Linked DNA regions of Mus musculus: region 1 is linked to region 2. The links are chromatin loops, found by intact Hi-C in ENCODE. Cell type or tissue: gastrocnemius. All regions are shown on one strand. Region 1 has its middle 58 kb from the start of Tram1. Region 2 overlaps Ncoa2 (nuclear receptor coactivator 2).

Region 1 (8,000 bases), 380 kb before region 2:
AATTGTAAAGCTTCTGTAAGGCCAAGGACACTGTCAATAAGACAAGAAGGCCACCAACAGATTGGGAAAACATCTATACGAATCTCACATGCGATAAAGGGCCAATATCCAATATATATAAAGAACTCAAGAAGTTGGACTCCAGAGAACCAAATAACCCTATCTTAAAAATTCTGCATAGCGAGTCCAAGATACTCTGAATTTGACCAGATGCACTAGGGCCTCGCTCATTAGCAGGAAGGATTTCTGAGAGTCCTGGTCTGAGAGAGTCTCGGACCAGCTGAGCAGCCCAGAAGAGGCCGGTCCAGCCTCTCTGACTTGAACGCCCGGAGCCTGCACAATCAGTCTCACGTGCCTTTGTGAGCTCCCATCTCTGTCAGGGCTGACGTGCAAAGCATCCGCTATTGAGTCACTCCTGTTCCTGTAAGTCCCTCTCAGCCACACTCCAAGGTGCATTTTGATTGATCAGTCATGGATTGTTATCTGGGACAAGTAGGTGTTTGCGCAAATCGCCTCAGGAATAGTGTCACGTGACAGGAGGTCAAAGGACAACTAGCAGGAAGCCTGTTCTCTTCTACTACTGGGTGGGTCCCACCGACTGAACTCAGGTCATCAGGCGTGCGGACAGGTGCCTAATCCCGCATCCCGCTGAGTTCCCAGAGTTCTGGTTTTGTTGTTGTTGTTTGGTTAGTTGGTTTGGTTTTTTTTTTTTTTTTTTTTTTTGGTAGCTATAGAAGTCAGAAAGCAATGGGATCTTTAAGGTACTGAAAAAATAATGAACAAAACATTCCATAAAGAGTAAAATGCACTTAGAGGGGAAAGGTGAGCCCCCCCCGTGCTGCATGCTCATAGGGTGGGGGGAGCAGGAAGGTTGCACGTTCAAGGCTGGCCTAGGCTGCGGTAAGATCCCATTCTAACTAAAACCAAGTAGGGAATACAAATGAACTAGTTAAAAAGCAGAAGTAGTTTTATCACTCGAAGTGCAAACTAGTGAAAACCTTGGACAGATTTTCTTCTGGATAGACAAAAGGCAGGGAGCTAGAAATGCAGGGTCCACAGAAGCCATGGACTGGTGCCCTCTGGGTAAATCTAAAGGAGTACTGTTGACAATAAACCGGAGCACAGGAAAAAACAAACAAACAAACAAGAAAGTAAATGGAAATTAAGTATTCTAAGGTCTCAGGATTGCCTGAAAAGAGATTCAAGTACCAATTTATACTTACATTAGACTTTAAAAAGTTAAATTAAAAAAAAAAAAAGCTCTTCTCATTGGAGCAGTTATCTAGGTACCTACGCCACCCCACACAAGCACTCACATAAAGAGTAATTAGAAGGTGGGCAGTTTCTAATCAAGGGAATTGAATAATAAAAGGACAGGCAAGAACTACAAGGGAGAACAGGCCGGGAAAGACAATTGGCTTTATGCAATGTGGAGGTGTGTTTAGCCTTCTAGTAATAGTAATTAATTAAGTGTAACTGGGTAAGAAACTATAATTAAAGACAAAGATTTTCAAATAAATACACAGAAACATAAAGTTAAAAAATAGTGTTTAAAACCCCAAATTGGTTCTTTGAAAATATGTATAAAATTAGTAAAAAGTGTCCCAAATGGACAGCATAAGTGGATGTGTGTCTGAAGCCCAGAGGTGTAGCTCAAAGAGTCGGTACCTAGCCCTGAGCCTGGGAAGTCTGGAGAACGACCACTGGGGCGCATGGCTGAGGAAACGGAGAAGTGCTTTCTGGCAGTCAAGGGGCATTCAAGGCTCTTTTAAGGGCCTTGAAAATGGAAAAGACCATCACTGTGCATCTAAGGCAGCAGGGATAGCCAGACATGATAGCAGCACCTTTAATCTAGGCATTTGGAAGATAGAGGTTCCATGAGCCTGGTCGACAGAGCTAGTTCTAGGCCAGCCAGAGGTAAAACAGAAAGATCCAGTCTCAAACAAACAAACAACCCACCCACCCACGAGGGCTAAAGGTAGTGGTATCAGAGAGATGGGCAGTGAGCTAGATGCTAATATGTTGGAGATATCAGGGGTCAGCCTTCAGACCTCCGTAAGCATCACTTCAAGGTGCAACCCACAGTGGTGCAGGAGAAAGGTCTGCCTTGGGATGAATGCTGGATTGTTTGGGAATGACAACGGGGCTGGGTCAATTACCAACGTGGAGGAAGGGGGCTGGGCAGGTTCTAGGGCACCGCACTGAGGAGTGGGGAGGGAAGGGGCAGCTGGGGGCAGCATACTTCAGAGCAAGAATCTGAGGAGAACATTAAGGGGTTAGGGGATGGGGCTTCTGGCACCAATGGGTTGGATAAAAGGAGTCAGGGCTAGCTTAGGGTGGAAAAGTGTAGACAGAATAAAGGAAGTCTGCGGGTGTTTGGCACCGGGAGGACAGGAGAGAAGGAGTGACACCATCTATCAGTGAACTCCAGGGAATTAGGAGGCAGAGCCTGACACAGAAGCAGGGCCTGACCAGGAGGCGCGGAGGCCGCTAGTGGATAGTTTGGGCTGGTTGGGTTTCTCCCCCGATAAACTTGTTTGTTTCCATGTGTGCTTTTGCTCCCTTTCGGTTTGTGGCGCCCCCCGCTTGCCCTCCTCTCCACCCTGTGGTGGCTTTATTGTGATTACAGTGGGGCCACAGGACCCTCTAGCTCAGTGTGGTGTTTGGCCTCCTCTAGAACCTCATTCAGAGAGATAAGGGCACCCTTTGCTGCACGGATCTCATTTCTGTGGGTTGGAGAAGCATGCAGCAGCCTCTTTCAGCTGGAAGAGCCAGGTTCTGTGAGCTTCATCCAGAGGGCCTTCAATAGACCTCCTAGCAAGCTGAGGTGCAGTCATAGCATGCTGCCAGGTGCCTGACACGCCAAAGATTTAAACTAAATGAGGGTCTAACTTTTCATTAGTAATCATAATAGTTTGGGGAAAGAGTCTAGATGCTGCTTTCAAAAACAAAACACCTGAGGCCTAGTTCAGTCAATAGTGTTTGCTACGTCACAAGCAAAAGGGCCTCAGCTCCGGTCCAGACAGAAAAAAAAAAGCTGGTGAGATGGTTCCATTAATCCCAGAGCCTGAGAAGCAGAGCAGAGAGCCTCACAGCAAGCTCCAGTGCTAGATCCTGGGAGACACACACACACACACACACACATACACACACCACATACACATAACACACACACACAGAGCTATGGCTGTAAGGCAGGTTGTGTAAATTGCAGTGTTTAGCAGCTGTGAGACTCTTCTGGCTTCCCCAGCAGAGCAAGCGAAAGAGAAAGAGGAGAAACTTAGCAATCTTCAAAGGACCCACACCCAATAGTGAATCAACGATAAATTTGAGCAGCCCAAGGGGGAAAAACACAAATGCATATTCCAAAACTGCATTATCTAAAAATGTCCCTGTAGAGAAAAGCAAATTAAAGCTATACTGAAATAACATTTTAATTTGTCAGCGTCTGGCTGGCAGTGGTGCTGACCTACCAAAAAAGCAGATGACTCGAAGAAACATTCCACATATTTTTGGCATTTCACGTTCCTGCATCTCTGTTCCCTCTACATAGAATGCCCTTTGGCCCTTTGCTGTTGGCAGTTCTACCCCAGACTCCAACTCATGTTTCAGAACGCATCTCACCTCCTTCAGGAACCTCAGCCCTCTGGGCTGGGCTGACTAATCCATCTCTGTTCTTTGTTTGCATGTAATCTTTTTCTTTTCTTTCTTTCTTTTTTTTTTTTTTTTTAAATCATCTGATCATATTCATGTCTTGCTGGTTTCAGTGTCGATTTGCTTTTCGCCTTTCCCAGCCACTCTGCAAGAACACCGAGTCTAATTTGATTCCTCATTCCCAAGGTCCAAGTCGTTGGAAGTACTCAAAGATTCTTTGTTGGGCCCGTGAATGCAGAACTTGTTTCTAGCCCCAGAGAATGCGCTCGGTGGGCTGGGCGACGCTGGGGCTGTGTGCACGCTAGCGTGTTCCGCTGGGGGGCAGTGTTGTTCAGTGAAAGGAGATCGGCCTTGAGGGGCCCTAAGGCCCCAAGGGTTTCCTCCTGCCAGATAGGGGCACACAGTCACGGGAAAACAGTTGCAAACCAAGATAAAACAAAACAAACAAAAACAAAACATCTACAAGAAGAGCGTGAAGATTAAGAATAATGAATCAGCATAATTGGTTGTTTTATCATAAGGAAGGCCTTGATTGCTTGGTTAAATAATACCAAAAACAATGGCAGAAAAAGGTCCATTTCAAAGAAATATTTGTTAGTAATTTAGGACAGAATCCCATTTTGTAACCCAACCGAGGCTGGAACTCACTCTGGCCTACATGTAGCCTAGGGAGGCTTTGAACTTGTGGTAATCCTCTAGTCCCAGACTCCTAAAATCGAGGGATTACAGGAGTGAACCACTCAACCCAGCTTCAAGAAGTGTTCTTCAAATCACGCAGCAAATGATTGGCAGTCTGAAGCTGTTGACAGGGTTCCTCTGCCTCCCTTAGAGGGCTCACATTTGGGTGCCAGAGCTTGGCGCTCCTTTTGAATTGGGTGTCCCATGGGGTTTAAGCGGGTCAAAGATTTGAGGAACACTCTTTGCCAGGCCCTGATTCAGCTCCATGTGTATTAAATAGATTTTGTGCGCAGGCCTGGGAAACAAGCCACCACCTATAACTCTGTTTCTATGGGGAAAGATTTTCTGTGTTCCAAACAACCAATGTACTAATGAACTCCTGGAACACAACCTATTTGTCGATGGGACTGGCTGCCCGGTGTACACGCCTGAGCCAGCCGCCCAAGTGGCTACGCAGTGTTGATTTAATTATAATGGGTTCTCTACGGTGACTAATCTAGCTGTGGTCTCCACAATTGACAGGGAATTCTGAGAAACTGGAGAAGAGTTCTGCAAAGAACCACAAAGATGATTAAAGGACTACAGGAAAACCCAATTTGGTCTCTACAGCTTGTAGAAACTCATTTAATGATATCTCTCAAACAAACAAAAAGAACATTTGATTCTGCACCGCGTCAAGGGCGTTTGTCCTTTGCTAACTATGATAGATTTGTGCAAAAGGGGTTCAGTGTTTGCTGGGACCCCGACTCTCTACAGGGTTCTCTATGGGCCATAACGAACTTTATCTGCATTGCTACTTTGCCCGATGGATACAGTTACCTCTGCTTAACTGATAAGGACTTCGACTGAACTGACTCCTTGAAAGAAAACTTTCTTCATGTGTGTATATGTGGGGTGTGTGTGTGAGTGTGAGTGAGTGTGTATATGTGTGAGAGTGTGAGTGTATGTGTGAGTGTGTGTGTGAGTATGTGTGTGAGTGTGCGTGTGCCTGTTTGCATGGCTGCATATGCTGTGAGTGTGAATACACATGTTTGCGTTGTGTGTTTATGGTGTGATGTAGGTGTTATGTGGGTGTAAGTTTGCTTGTTTACATGTGTAGGTACACAGACGCCTGGCTGTGCATGCAGACAGAGGCCAGAAGTTGACCTTTGGTGTCTTCTTCAACCATTGTCCCGATTACTGAGGCGGAGTCTTTTATCGATCCTGGAGATCCTGAGTGGATCCTGGATCCACTTTGGTCCGTCTGGTTAGCAGGCTTGCCCCAGGGATCCCTGATTTCTGTCTCCCAGGATTATAGTGGAACTCCACACTCAGGGACCTCCGTGTGGAGATCCCGGCTCTGGTCCTCCTGGTCTCACATAGTCCCTCCCCTGCCCTGATGAAATATCTTCAGACTAGCACTATAGACTGTAGGTTTACGTTCAAGTTAGATTTCTCTCTAAGGCCCAGGTTTCCCGGCATACACCTAGGGCCTGTAATCCAGCACTGGGAGGTGGGAACAGGACGTCAAGGCCAGTGTGGTCTAGGTGAGAGTTTTCCCTAAAATAAAACAACCCTACAAATAAATCAAAATAGATAAATAAATTAAAGTTCCACACTGCAACCAGAGTGATATTTTTCCTGAAATATAGAGCATCCTTCCCCTGCATAAAATAGTTCCACACATTCTCTGCTCCTGAGATGAAATTTGAGTTTATTAGCATGGGGCGGGGCTAGAGTTCTGGCCTCCTACCGTTACCCTCTCCCACTCTGCCTAGTGCCCTCTCCACAGGCTGCCAGCTGTCCCCCGGACAGCTTCCTGTCCTTGCGCCTCACGTGATCCCTCGACTGACTGACAGTTCTGTTCATCCTTCCTTCCCCAGGGCAGCTGACAGTCCTCTTCAGGCTCTCATTGCTTGTTACATTTACATCTGGTTTATTGAGTCAGAGTCTTTTTATTATAGGGCCCGGGCTGACCTTGAACTCACAGATCTACTGGTCTCTAGTGCTTGAGTTAAAGACATGTACCACTCTGCCTGGCTTACATATAATAGCATTCATTACAGAGAATTCTACATGTATGTCAGTTTTTCTAGGCAGCGCCTTTATTCCCAGAGAGGCAGAGGCAAGTAGATCTCTGTGAGTTGGAGACCAGCCTGGTCCACATAGCAAGTTCCAGAACAGTCAGGGCTTGAAAAAAAAAATCCTAAATAAATAAATAAATGTATATCAATTCAGCCATAGACATTCCCAAACCTGACTGCCTACATCAATCACTTAAAAATTGTTAAATAAATATAAATAATCATATCACAAGTTATGTTACAGATAGCAAAAGAATGACATAAATATTTACCTGTCTACTCCCATCATTGGTCTGGCTAAAAAGAGGAGCTGAAATTGTACACATGACCATGTGGCCCTTACTTATCTTTGACTACATTTCCTGGATGGGAAGGAAAGGTCTGCAGCTGCCAGGAGGATGCAGAGGATTATGAGAAAGGTCAGCTTGGCATCCGAGAGTGTCCCACAACGGGTATCACAGAGGCCACAGAGAAGGAGAGATCAAGTGCTTCTGTCCCTTTAAGTTTAGGAAGCATCCAGGGATCCACACCTCAAGGAATTGCAGTTCTTTGTGAACATCCCCAGGTAAATCTCTCACTCTGGCTCACATGGGGCAACCATGGGGTTGAGAAATGATATATTTACTTGGTTTTTTTCTTTAATAAGCCCATTCTTTTGTTATCCTTTGCAACAGAGAAGAAAACAGTCATACTTACAGAGCCTGTCAAAGTTCAAGGCCAACACCCAGGCTTTCTAAATCCCCTTTATGTCAAGGGATCCCAGGTCCTAATGTTAAGGGACCCCAGCTTGCAGGCTGCAGAATGACTATTCTCTTTTGTGCTAAAGTCTCTTCATTCTGTTTCTATTGACCTGTGGAGCCTGAAGCCATACCATCCCTCTGTCACACAGAGCTCTGGGCAGCTCAGAGAGCGATGTAACAATTACCTCATGATGCAGACACGCTTTTCATTGGCCACAGTTCTCTGCTTGGGTTTTGTTTGGTGTTTGTTTGTTTGTTTGTTTGTTTGTTTGTTTTTTCCAATCAACAGAACTGCAGGGATTGTGGAGACAATCCCTCCAGTTCAACTGGCACTCTGCTAAAGCTATACTTTCCATTTTCCAGCCAAGGCCTTAGACTGTGTGGCCCTGTGCCTCTGAACACGTTCACTTTCAATCCCAGCTACACAACCGTGAATTCTTCCATTGACACTTCGTCTATCAGTCTGCATACTGTTACTTTTATTGATGAGACAGTGATGGCTTCTGTGATCATTCTTTTGTTCCCCGATTTGTCCCTACTTGTCATACCTCAGGGGCTGTGTTATTAGCTGCTGGCTTCCAAGGTGCAATTTTTTTTCCCACCAGTACATTAGTTTGATGAAACTAAATTACATTGCTCCAAGCAAGTCATCCCACATCTCAGAGTCTTTAGTAAGTAGTCTGAAGAGATGTGTTTCCACTATAAATGTTTTTAGATTTATTTTATGTATATGAGTGCTCTATCTGCATATATACCTGCATGCCAGAAGAGGGTATCAGATCTCATTATAGATGGTTGTGAGCCACCATGTGGTTGTTGGGAATTGAACTCAGGACCTCTGGAAGAACAGTCAGTGCTCTTAACA
Region 2 (8,000 bases):
TCAAGAGGAGAGGGCAGTATACTGACGCTGTCCTGCTGACCACAGACCACAGGCAGCGTTATCATCCTAGGGCGTCTGGAAGGAAGGACTAAGGCTGCCAGAGCAGTAACCTGATGGCGGCTTGAGATGTGACTTCTGCTGCGGCTTGCCCTCTAAAGACCTTCAGATGTCTAGTCGTGGCTTCTAGAAGGACAAGGGTATATTAGATCTTCATATTGACACTAGAGCATCGCCCTGAGAGAGCGCTAGATTCCCTATGCATGGAAACAGGACAGTCAGCCAGAAGTTTCCATGTTCAGCTCAGTAGCAGAAATGACAAGACCCCTTGTCTCAGAAACTGAGTGAAAGGGCCGCATCCCCAGAAACCCTCCAGGCTTCACACACTCGTGTGCGCTTGCTTGGGCTGGCTCCCTCTCTCCTTCCTTTCTTTCTCTCTCTCTCTCTCTCTCTGTGTATGTGTGTATCACTCACATGTGCACACACTTTTTTAAAAACTAAATAGCTAATGCAAGATGCAACTGGAATTTATGCAGCTCTCTCTGTAAAACACATATCAGCTGGGCATGGTATCACATGCCTTCAATCCAGTACTCATTGAGACAGGCAGATCTTTGTGAGTTTGAAGCTAACTCAGTCTACATAGTGGGTTCCAGGACAGCGGGACTACATAATGAGACCATGTCTTGGGGTTTAAAAAAATGCATCTTTCAGACAATTAAATTAACCAAATATATACAAACTAGTCTTGCAGATACTCTGTCAGATGCTGGTCAGGGCACAGGGAGGACCTGCTACATGCCCTTACACCACCTTCCATTCCTTTCCCTCTGTAGGTCTTTGGTAGGAGAAAAGCTGTTGAAAAATCAAATGACAAACACATTGAATATGTCTAGCATGTAGTAGTGAATTATAGCAAAGTGTACGCATGTAAGAAGTTCCACTAACCATAGAGAACAGCGTAGTAAACAGTACACAGTGTAAGGCAGGCATTGTGACACTGACCTCGAATCCCAGCACTTGGGAGGTGGAGGCCAGAGACTCATGGTTGAAACCCATCCTGGGCTGCATAGCAAGTCAGAAACCAACTTGGGCTATGTAAGACCGTATATCAAACTCTTTTCACCAAAACATAATAGGCAGTAAGTTTATCACCCCACTGGTGAGCTTAAGTCCCACATCACAGTACGCACCACAGCCTACCCGCCCGGTCTTTGCTAGAAAGTCTCCCTCGAGTGGGCCTCATGTCCCCAAGTCTGTGGGTGTCTAGAGTGGAGACTGTAGGCTGCTTCCCCAGCATTGCTTATGGTGACTAAGGTGACCATAGGTTAAAATAACTGACATGGGGCTGTGTCTCTGTCAAAAGAGGAAACATTTGCAGCTGCCTGCTCACTAAAGGCCCTGCCAGGTTCTCACTGGAAGGAAGGAGGAAGCTCTGCAGGGAGGCAGCCCAACCCTTGCTTCTTCCCTCGAGGAGTTGCAAAGAGGCATTGGGTAGAAGGAAAAGTAGAGGCAAACTAAAAAAAAATACATTGGTAAACTTGGTACAGTATTTCTAAATCATCACTTACAGGAGGGGGGGAGCGCAGCCTCGTGTTCAGTACAGTAGTAGTAGTAGTAGCTTTACTGTGTGCTTATTTGGGGCTTCTTTTCAGAGCCAAGCTGTGGATGCAGAGCAGTTCTCAAGTCAGGAGTCCAGCATAATGCTGGAGCAGAAGCCCCCCGTTTTCCCACAGCAGTACGCATCTCAGGCACAAATGGCCCAGGGTGGCTATAATCCCATGCAAGATCCAAACTTTCACACCATGGGACAGCGGCCAAATTACACCACACTCCGTATGCAGCCACGGCCAGGCCTCAGGCCCACAGGCATTGTGCAGAACCAGCCAAACCAACTGAGACTTCAGCTTCAGCACCGCCTCCAAGCACAGCAGGTTAGTTTCTCATGGGACTCAGGCGGGGGCCCTGGCTGGCTGAGGAATGAAGAAGAGTTAAGTTTTTGGAGAGGGCTGTTAATTGGAAAAGATGATTTGAAATACACATGTCCTGTTGTTTAAATGTATTGAGCTAGGAATAGCTACCTTACTCTTTAGTCTCAGTACTCAGGAGGCAGAGTCCTGGTCTACAGAGTGAAACACAGGACAGACAGGGCTATATAGAGAAACCGTGTCTCAAAAAAATATGGATGGATTCTAGGTCAGCCTGGGTTACATAGTAAGACCCCGTCTTAAAGTCCCCCTCCCGACGAGTGCTAATGCCCGTGTTTGTGTGTAGAATCGCCAGCCGCTTATGAATCAGATCAGCAGTGTTTCCAATGTGAACCTGACTCTGAGGCCTGGAGTGCCCACTCAGGTGAGAAGCCTCTCATTTTTCCTCCCAGATAGGCTGAGTGACCTGGGTTTTCCTAGTTCCTCTGACTCCCTGTGTTAGTTCTGAATGCCATCCCTGTTGCCAGGGTCAGCTGATTCCTATAATACACAAGAGTTGTATTACAAAAATGTATCAACCAATTCTGGATTCAAGTACTGCCCACTGTTCCCATGAGAACACGGGTTTAGCCTTCAAGACTGGCCACAACATTGCTCTCGGCAATAGCCTTGTTTCTATGGAGTTTCTGTGTGAAGACACTTTACGTGTATGTAATTTACTTATTAAACTCAATGGACAGGCTATCTCAGACTCAAACAAGCCTTGCCTAACACTCGTACTTTTCTTCGTAAGCACACCTATGTCTTCCACTTGAGAACACTGGACAGTCCTGCACCAGCACAGAGCCTGTTAGGTTCTGTCGGCCACATCAGAAGGCCACACATCCATCTAGCCCTCCCCTTGGCAGGAAGCAGGCGAGTGCTAAGCATAGGAAATCCGTGCTGCTGTCCTTACAGTCATAAATGGCTTGACAGTGCTGCGCACACTCATGTTTGCATTGCAGATAAACTTTAGAGTAGGCAGCCTTGTGAGTGGCGAGGGGATGCCATTCCAGCACCAGCGTACAGCACACGCCCAGGGCCCCTCCTCACATCATGTCACTCATCCTGGCCTCTCAGCAGACATCTAAAGACCATTCTGAGATCAGGTGCATCTGACATGATGTAGCCATAGACCAGGGGGACACAGGGGACACAGGGGACACAGGGACACAGGGGACACCTGTGCAGCCAGCCAGAGCAGCCTGGAGATCAGTAAAGTAACAGAAATTACTGTCAGATCACCCCCACCTCCATCTCTCCGAAGTCACCAAGTCACCTTTGGCAGTGGCTTGGTTTCTTGTTAAGTTGGAATGTTCCTTCAAAGAGACTCTAAATGCTGTCCTCAACTTACATAAAGTCTTCTGCCAGGCCAGGGTAGCTGCGCTGTAACCCCAGTGCTGTAGTAGCTCCCAGCACTTGGGATACTAAAGCAGAAAAGAGGTGACAGTCAAGCTAGAGGACCCAGAAAGCAGCACGTGGGCACCTGTAACTCCATTTCCTGGTGATTAGCCGCCCTCTTCTGGCCTCCATGAGCACTGCACACATAAAAATAAATTTTAAAAATAAACATAAAGTCTTCCTGTAGAAAGGCCTGTGCTCTTTTGACATCTTTTGATTGACTGTACCCTCGAGAAATGAGTTGGTCACTATCAGAGGGTTACAGAATCGTCATCACACAGGCTGAACTTAGAGCACTCGCATGCGTGCTCACTAGGTGCTCTGCTCCGAGGACCCCCCTTCATGGAACTTTGTTTTTCAAATGATTTTACATACAGTATGCCATTGGTATCCTGTCTAACCTATCTATCCTTGATTTCCCTTCATGATTGCCCACAATTTCAGGCTCCTATTAATGCACAGATGCTGGCCCAGAGGCAGAGGGAAATCCTCAACCAACATCTTCGGCAGAGACAGATGCAGCAGCAGGTGCAGCAGCGGACTTTGATGATGAGAGGACAGGGCTTGAATGTGACCCCAAGCATGGTGGCTCCCGCTGGCCTACCAGCAGCCATGAGCAATCCCCGGATCCCCCAGGCCAATGCCCAGCAGTTCCCATTTCCTCCGAACTACGGTACTGACTTAGATCCCTCCCACCGTTGCTGTCCCGTCTTGGCCTATCTGTTCTTTCTCCTTTCTCCCGAGGCACCTCAGTCCTGGTCACGGCTTCCTTCTCACGGCTATGTGCCTGGTTAGCCAGGAAACGATAGGAGGCCTGGAGCAGATTAGGGCCTGGCAAGTCTCCCAGTCCCGCACAGTGCCTACCTGTTAGCTCGGGTCCTCCTTTTCTTTGGGTGCAGGTCTTTAAGAATGACCAAAGTTAAGTGTCATGTGTCTCTGGTGAGCATGCATGGATGTTATCTGCTCAGGTCAGGGTCTATGAATGTAATACACATTGCTACTTATCCTTGATTGTTTCTGAGTCTGACACAAAGAAATCAGTAGCTAAATATGAAATGTCAGAAGACATAAGCCAATTTAAATATTACAAATAGTCTACAGCTTTTAAAAAATAAAGGCTTTGTTTGTTACTGACAACACTTATCAAAACAAAAAATAAAAACTTTCAAGATTGTACCAAGTCTTCACTGGATTGGTCGTTCCTGAAGTGTTACTCGGAGCCACGTGGGAGGCCTCTGGCTTTACTTAATCCTGATTTGTTCTCGGATGTCATTCTAACAGACGAGACACCAAGGGTGATGTCATGGAGATTGACATCCGGTTGTTATCTTCCGCTAACAGTGGGAGTCTCGGTGCTTCCATAGTGCGTCCATGCTTGCATGTTCCAGATGGCTCTGCTTTGCCCTGTCTGAGGGATCTGTAAGGAACCATGAACATGGAAGCCTTTGTGTTGCCTAAATACAAACGTCGTGTCTCCTTAAAGAGCAGAGATAGTGCATTGTGTTCTTCTCCTCTTCAGACTCTTCTCTTGTAGCTACTTTTAAATATTAAGTGTTGCGCAGGATTAAGCGAATGGGTCCTTACTCTGTCCCTGAAATGCCCCCTCGCTGTCTTCCTTTTGGTGCCTTTGCTCGCTTTCCGTTGCTAGCTCAGGGAAGTCTGCTGAGATTCCTTTTCTTTTGCTGTGAATTCTTTTACCCTAAACTATACAAGAAATGGATAATCCTGACAGCACTCAAGTGCCACAAGCCCTTTTCCAAAAACAAAATAAGCCAATGTGGGCGTGCAGTTGTGTATTTTCTGAAATACATCTCCTGAACATGAGATGATGTAAGTTAATTTAGTGTAAGTTATTCATATGTTGACTGTTGGTATATAGATGAATTTAATGAGCTCAGACTAAATTTAAAAGGAACGATACTATTACACTGACTGACCGGCTCAGATAAAATCAAGTCTCTACATAGTAGACTCGTCCTTGGTTTAGAGAGGGCTTCAGGAACAAATGTCATTTCTCTGACTCTAGCCCTGATGCTAGTGTGCATCCTCGGAGCCCTGTGACTCTTGGAGAGCTTTCAAGTATAGAGAGGGTTTTCTCCATGTACTTCTGTCTCAGCTTCTTTCAAATATCTAATAATTTGCACATAATCAGATAATTGAAAGTAATTTTTCTGTGTATACTTAATTTGGAACATTCTCTCTATGATATAGATAACAATCTCCTTTGGGCTTCTGTTTTGTTTTTGTTTTTAAGGAATAAGTCAACAACCTGATCCTGGCTTTACTGGGGCTACAACTCCCCAGAGTCCTCTAATGTCTCCCCGGATGGCACATACTCAGAGTCCCATGATGCAGCAGTCTCAAGCCAACCCAGCCTACCAGCCCACCTCAGACATGAATGGATGGGCACAGGGGAGCATGGGTGGAAACAGGTAACATCACATTACTGCGTCTGATATAAATGATCACCCCTAGCCAGGCGGTGGTGGCGTTTAGCAAGCAATAGCAAATGAACTGCTAAAAAGCTAGCTTATTCTTAGCAAAAGTCAACAATTTCACAGAAGCCTAGCACAGCACCTCTTGTTTTAGAGCAAAAACATTACCTCTAAGCAGTTGCCACTCCTAACTGTAGAATTCCTGTGGATGGCGGTGGCACAGAGCCAGGCTTCATCAGTGCACATGCTAAGAAGCAAACAGCAAGCCCCCAGCAGCTGGGAAAGCAGGAGTGTGTGTGCTTCCCAGCAATGTGTGCAAGGGAAGAAGCAAGCCTGATGCCTGGGCCAGCACCCATTTAGATAGAGACTGCCTCAGCTTACCATCAGACTAACTCTGTCTCCCACGCTACAGCATGTTCTCACAGCAGTCCCCACCACACTTTGGGCAACAAGCAAACACCAGCATGTATAGTAACAACATGAACATCAGTGTGTCGATGGCAACCAACACGGGTGGCTTGAGCAGCATGAACCAGATGACAGGCCAGATGAGCATGACCTCAGTGACCTCCGTGCCTACGTCAGGACTGCCCTCCATGGGTCCCGAGCAGGTAAGAGCCTCAGAGAAGCAGCTCAGAACGTTCTCCTTGGCTTTGTGTCTGTTTATGCCACAAATCCCATATCTATTTTGAAAAGTGTTTTTTCACCTTATTTTCACCTGTGCCAGTGAGATTTAACAAAAAATACTTGTTAATGACGAAGGAACTATTGGGAAGGACTCCTGGCTGCTAACATGTTGGGGGTTTTTTGCTTTGTTTTGGTTTTTATTTCCTAATTTTCACATCATTAACCTTTTTTATCATTTGTGGGATTTAGAAATGGAGTGGTAGGTGTTAGGAAGTTTCTGCTGGGCATGGTGACCCACACCTTTAGTCCCAGCACTGGGGAGGCAGAGGCAGGTGGATCTCCGAGTTCAAGTCCAGCCTGCTCTGCAGAGCATATTCCGGAATGGGCAGGGCTACACACAGAAATCCTCTCTCAAAAAACAAAACAAAACTAGCTTTTTAAAACCTCTGGTAAGCATGGCCACACAGCCTACCAGCCGGTCACTCTCGGGGCCGCTTTGCTTACGTGACAAGGCTGGCACACTGTTGCCCCCTTGATGCTCCAGTGCTGGTGACTTTAGTTCCAGACCAGCCTGGACTCTAAGCGCATGTTAGAAAGGGTAGGGAGAAGATGTGTAGCCCACACGGGCCAGGAGCACCTTCTGCTCTGTCGGGCCAGTGTTGAGAGTGAGGTACACAGAGACACAGAACCGAGCGTAATCATGGGCCAGCCCACTCAGGAACATTCATCAACCCAGACCATTTGAAATGTGTGCATGGATTTAAATATTTTTGAGTTTCGGAGTTTATATAGAAGCCCAGGTCCAAACCCACAACCCCAGTGTGTCTGCTGAAAAATCATTGTCTTATTAGCCCTGGTGGGCTAGCTCCATGAGTAAAAGTGCCTGCCACCAAGCCTCACCACCTGAGTGTAGTCCCCAGACTCCCCCGAGAGAGCTGGCCTCTACACTCCGGCCTCGGACATACATGCAGCCATCACACACAAGTAAATGTAATGAGAAGAGTTTTTTTTAAAAACACATAAATGCTGATGAGTAGGTTTTTTGGCCAGTCCATTCCCAAAAGCCAGTTTGGGTGTTCTCACGTCATTCTTGCTAATTAATGACTTGCCTGAGAGCAGAAGTGGCAGATGGTCTCAGGTGCTTCACGCTCTCAGGGCTGAGTCACCAGCCTATAAATGAAAATGTGCAAATAAGCTGTGCTTTTGAAGGTAAGTAGTGTTTGCAGCCTCCTCTGCCCCATGTGTGCACATGGAAAGCTGTTAGCTGTGGGATACAGCCTCTTTTCCCTAGGGCCACAAAACTTAAAATCGGAAATGTGTCATGTTGTCACCACAGGTCAATGACCCTGCTCTGAGGGGAGGCAACCTTTTCCCAAACCAACTGCCTGGAATGGACATGATCAAGCAGGAGGGAGATGCATCTCGGGTAAGCAGCAGGAGCCCAGAGTGCACCTTAGGGTGGCTGTGGGCCTTCTGAAGGCCAAACGCTTCTCTCTGCCTTGTCGGCCTGGAAAGTGCTGGGATCAAAAGAGCACACTACAAAAACAGCAGGCATGATGGTGCATGCCTGTAA

The links. Hi-C counts contacts between places; a loop is a spot of excess contacts. Peaks named below come from ENCODE experiments on the same cell type or tissue, not always from the same donor. Only the 100,000 strongest peaks of a DNase experiment are listed, where the experiment ranks them.
Region 1: a loop joins it to region 2, with 8 times the contacts of the local background. A loop is called at or near these places in 34 of 42 quality-filtered maps.

What each region holds. Positions count from the first base shown.
Region 1 is chr1:13,527,664-13,535,663 of GRCm38, reverse strand. No RefSeq gene overlaps it. Among named protein-coding and RNA genes, the nearest start is that of Tram1, 58 kb to the left of the region's middle. In gastrocnemius, a CTCF peak has its summit at 3,966; a DNase peak (open chromatin) is centred at 3,970; H3K4me3 peaks cover 225 bases.
Region 2 is chr1:13,146,728-13,154,727 of GRCm38, reverse strand. Ncoa2 (nuclear receptor coactivator 2) reads left to right here. Exons shown (of 23, transcript NM_008678.3): 17 at 1,653-1,931; 18 at 2,272-2,349; 19 at 3,810-4,038; 20 at 5,620-5,797; 21 at 6,213-6,411; 22 at 7,764-7,853. Among named protein-coding and RNA genes, the nearest start is that of Prdm14, 24 kb to the right of the region's middle. In gastrocnemius, a CTCF peak has its summit at 3,495 (motif pointing left); DNase peaks (open chromatin) are centred at 1,831 and 6,052.